Linked DNA regions of Homo sapiens: region 1 is linked to region 2. Evidence: read pairs that join two places in POLR2A ChIA-PET (ENCODE). Cell type or tissue: OCI-LY7. All regions are shown on one strand.

What was found. Peaks named below come from ENCODE experiments on the same cell type or tissue, not always from the same donor. Only the 100,000 strongest peaks of a DNase experiment are listed, where the experiment ranks them.
Region 1: POLR2A ChIA-PET joins it to region 2 with 7 read pairs; 4 of 35 experiments call an interaction of 5 or more read pairs at or near these places.

What each region holds. Positions count from the first base shown.
Region 1 is chr17:39,947,361-39,949,860 of GRCh38, forward strand. No RefSeq gene overlaps it. Among named protein-coding and RNA genes, the nearest start is that of GSDMA, 14 kb to the right of the region's middle. In OCI-LY7, no CTCF peak of the experiment used is centred here; a DNase peak (open chromatin) is centred at 1,341.
Region 2 is chr17:39,785,850-39,788,349 of GRCh38, forward strand. IKZF3 (IKAROS family zinc finger 3) reads right to left here. Exons shown (of 8, transcript NM_012481.5): 6 at 2,409-2,500. Among named protein-coding and RNA genes, the nearest start is that of GRB7, 49 kb to the left of the region's middle. In OCI-LY7, no CTCF peak of the experiment used is centred here; a DNase peak (open chromatin) is centred at 1,311; H3K27ac peaks cover 2,125 bases.

The DNA of each region.
Region 1 (2,500 bases), 160 kb after region 2:
AACAAAGACAGTAACAGCCCTTTCCCAAAGCAGACCTCCTTCTTGCCTGGGGACTAGATTGCCTTTGTAGAACTAACATTAGCCACAAGATCAGAAATTATGGTTTAGGAGTCGTGCCGCTGGAGGCTCCCTAAACTGCTCCGAAGATCAGGGCTTGAGATATTTTGCAGACCCTGCACTTGATGGATCAGCTGGCCCCACCCAGATCAATAAACTGGCTCCTCTGATCTTGTGGCCCCCACCCAGGAACTGACTGAGCACAAGAAGACAGCTTTGACTCCCTGTGATTTCATCTCTGACCAATCAGCACACCTGGTTCACTGGCTTCCCCGCAACCCACCAAGTTATCCTTAAAAACTCTGCCCCCGACGTGCTCATAGAGACTGATTTGAGTAATAATAAAGCTCTGGTCTCCACACAGCCGGCTCTGCATGAATTACTCTTTCTCTATTGCAATTCCCCCGTCTTGATAAATCGGCTCTGTCTAGGCAGCACGCAACCTGAACCCCTTGGACGATTACAGGCCCACACAGCCCTTCCGCCACCAGCTTCTTCCTGCCCTACAGAGCTGAGGCCTGGAGTGGCAGAGAAAGCCAAGGGTACCCTGAGGGAGCACCCAGCTGAGGGGGAGTGAAGCTCCACCCCTTCCTGAATTGGGCTCACAAACAGAGGCTTCGAGAGCACAACCCTAAGACTGAGGTCTCCTACAGAGTGAGGGGCATCAAAGCCAGAGGAACCCGGGGAGCTTATTCCAAAGGGAGGGACTGCCTCCCCCATTGGACTAAAGGGAGTTCGAACTGCTAGAAATGGTTTCGCCTTAGCTCTCTGAGAATCTGCCATCATCAACCTCTCTTACCTCCAAGGAACAGTCACCCCAAACCAGGAAGGCAAAGGGAAAGCAGAACAAGGCCCCCAAGCTGCCAAATGGATGCCACCACAAGCCCACCCCTTCATTCGACAAGAATCTGTTGGTCGGGCGCGGTGGCTCCAGCCAGTAATCCCAGCACTTTGGGAGACCAAGGTGGGCCCTGAGCTCAGGAGTTCGAGACCAGCCTGGCCAAGATGGTGAAACCCCGTCTCTACTAAAAATACAAAAATTAGCCGGGTGTGGTGGTGCGGGCCTGTAATCCTAGCTACTCAAGAGGCTGAGGCAGGAGGATCGCTTGAACCCAGGAGGCAGAGGTTGCAGTGAGCCAAGACCGTGCCACTACACTCCAGCCTGGGTGACAGAATGAGACTCTGTCTCAAAACAAACAAACAAACACCATCCGTTGAGTTCCTGTGCATGGCAGGCGCTGCAACTACAAAGATCAGGAAGTTGTGCCTGACCCTGGGGACCTGACAGGCTAGTGTATCAGTGATGACAGTCCAGGAAGACAGGGCTGTGCACAGGGGCCCTGTGAACCCATAAGGAGCATCTCAATCAAACACCGACAAAGGGTCATGTACTTTGCTCACAGGAACCCTCGCTCAGAACTCATTTATTCTTAGTTTACAAGAGTTCTAATAATTTCAGAACTGTGGCTTCCTGCTTATATCAAGTTAGAAACAGTATTTCTGAAGTAGCAAAAATTATATTACAGAGGGTCAGAATAACAGCAGTGAGAAAGTACACCCTAACGACGGGGAGGGACATGATTAAAAGTCTAAGAACTCAAAAGGCATTGTCACAGGGCATTTTAGTGTCTCTTAAATGGCCCTGTGTGGAAAACTGACTCCCCCTGCCTCACAGGGGCCTATGGGCATTGGCAAAATGCATGAGATCAGTACATTGACTTCGGGTTACCTGCAGAAAAGTTCAAATCTTGGAGTGTCCATTCTCAGAAGCAGGGAGCTGGTGATGCACTTGAGAAAGAATTTCCATCAAGGACTGAAGTAAATAAGGCAGAATGACTATTGGAAAATGCTACTTCAACCTCAACTACTTCCTTGTTCCTTCTTCCCACTGGTCGAAGATCTGCCCCTGGGGCCATGCAAAACAAACCAGCCTAAAAGCCTAGTCTTTTTTTTTCTTTTTTCTTTTTTTTTTTATTTAGAGACAGGGTCTCACTCTTTCTCCCAGGCTGGAGTGCAGTGGCGTGATCACAGCTTTTATGTCCCACTACCACCACACACGCATATGTGAGCACACACACACGTATCTGCCTCGGGCCCCTGTAATGCAGTTGATCTTCCCCAATCATAATATATATTTCAGCCGGGCACAGTGGCTCACGCCTGTAATCCCAGCACTTCGGGAGGCCGAGGCTGGTGGATCACCTGAGGTTGGGAGTTCAAGACCAGCCTGGCCAACCTGGCAAAAACCCGTCTCCACTAAAAATACAAAAATTAGCTGGGCATGGTGGCGGGCGCCTGTAATCCCAGCTACTCAGGAGGCTGAGGCAGAAGAATCACTTGAACCCGGGAGGCAGAGGTTGCAGTGAGCTGAGATCACGCCGTTGCACTCCAGCCTGAGTGACAGAGTGAGAATCCGTCTCAAAAAAAAAATATATATATATAT
Region 2 (2,500 bases):
AACAATGGAATATTATTCAGCCACAAAAAGGAATGAAGTCCTGATAAATGCTTCAGCATACATAAATGCCTCAGAAACATTATGCTAAGTAAAAGGAGCCGACACAAAAGGCCACATATTGTATGATTCCATTTATGTGAAATGTCCAGAACAGGCAAATCCATAGAGACAGAAAGTAGATTGGTGGCTGCCAGGAGCTAGAGGAAGGGGGAATAGGGAGTGACTGCTAATGAGCACAGCACTGCTTTTGCGGATGGTGATAATGTTCTGAAATAAGATAGTGGTGATGGTTGTACAACTTTGTGAATATACTAAAATTATTGAAATGTGCACTTTAAAAAGGTAAATTTTATAGCATGTGAGTTATATCTCAAGTTTTTGAAAATTAAAAAATATGACTAATCACAAAAACAACTAAAGTTCTGGTGAATTTTAAGTAGGTCACTGAATTTTGGGCGAGTCTCAGTCTTGTCACCTCTAAAATGAAGAAGTAGGGTCAGATGCTCTCTTTCATTCTAGCTTTAAATATTAGTGATTCTACTTGGAATATGATAGATTTCATAGCTTGGGAATCTCTTACAGTGAGAGCTTTGCCTATTGTCTGAAATACAGAACTGCAAGTAGAGATGCCTACATTCCGTCCTTGAGCGAGTACTGCCTGACTGCCATGAAGCATGCCACTTAAGATGTCAAAATCTTTCCTAGCAAGCAGACTCAGATAAAAGCAAAACAAAGAGAAGATGTCAAAACCCAAATATTAGGTTTTTCTTTTTATTTTATTATTATTGTTTTAGAGATGGTGTCTTGCTTTGTTGCCCAGGTTGGGCTTGAGCTCCTGGGCTCAAGCAATCCTCTTGCCTCAGCCTCCTCAGCAGCTAGGACTACAGGTGTGTACCACTGTGTATGACCTGTTTGTTTTTTATAAGGGGGTAAACATTTCTTTTTATTTGGATAAGCTTTATCCAAATAAGTTGGATTTCCTTTATCAAATTAGAAATCCAACTCCTTGATAAAACCAAAGATGCCATTAGGATAAAAAGCAGAAGCACTGCAAGCCATCAGAATTCAGTTGGCCAGCTCCTAACATCATGCAATAGGTTTTATCTAAAATAAAAGTTTCCTCTCACTCAAAATGAGGGCAGTTTAGGTAGTCATTTCTACTCCATTTTTCCTGAGTTTCACATTATTTCTGTCATCTTTTTGTAACTTTTCTGTTTTAGCCTATTCAAACTACTCAACTGCAACAATTGCTGTCAAACACTAAATCCCATGAGGGTTTGTACCTATTCTAAATAAGCAATTGGTTCAAGTTACCAAATAAAAATGTCAGACAACCCAAGCTGCAGAACCAGGCTGACAGCCAACTCAATGGGACAAAGGACAGCTGAAGAGATGTGACACAAAAAAGTTTCAGGCTGTTCCAACAAAGAATTAAAAGGAAATAAAACCACAATTGAGATATAGAAGAACATCTAGTGTTTCAACCAATTGCCAGTAGGCATCTAATTCAAATCACTGAATAAAACAAGGAATCCCCAAAGCCAAATAGAAGCATCACAATAAATCATATGAGTAGACAAGGATATAAATTGGGCCCTGTGCAAAGAAAATCCTTGTAGTTTTAATTGCCTCTTCCCTAGCCACTCCCCAACCTCCTCTACCCTCAATTTTTGCCATTTTTTGTAAACGACAACTCCACTCTTCATCAATCTGTTAGGAAATCTTGTTGACTCTACCTTTAAATATACAGAGAATTAGAATACTTCTCACCACCTCTACCACTAACAAGACATAATTTTCTCTTGCTTGAATTATTGCAATGGCCTCCTAACTGGACCCCCAATTTCCAACCTTGCCCCAAATACAATCTCTTCTCAAAAGCAAGTAGAGTGATTCTTTCAAATGAGAAGACCAATGATGTCACCTCTTTGTACAAAACCCTCTAAAGATTTTTAATTTCACTCAGAGTAAAAGCCAAAGCCTTTACAATGGCCTGCAAGGCCTGAGAAGATCTGGTTTCCCATTTCCTCTCTGGCTTCAGGTCCCATTACTCACTGTGTTCCAGACACACAGAACTACGTACACTTCTTCAAATTTGTGCCCCAGGGCCTTTGCTCTTGCTGTTCCCTAGTTATCTGCAGGGCTTACTCACCCTGTTAAGAAGTCTGTTAAAATGTTACCTCGTTGAAGCCTTCCCTGATTCTCACCCTCACTCCTCAGCAACTGCTTCATTTTTCTCAATAGCACTTACCACCCGCTAACCTTCCAACTTACAGTTTGCTCATTTACTTTCTTTATAATCTGTCTGCCCCCAGTAAAATATAAACTCCACGAGTCTTTTTACTTACTATTGTATCTCACCACCTAGGACAGCAGATGCTCACTAAACGTGTGTTGCGTGAACTCACCAGTGTCCCCTGGGTCAGTGCTCTGAAGAAATGTACGGCAGCGCTCCTTGTGCTCCTCAAGGGAACTTCTCTGCTTGTAACTCCTTCCACAA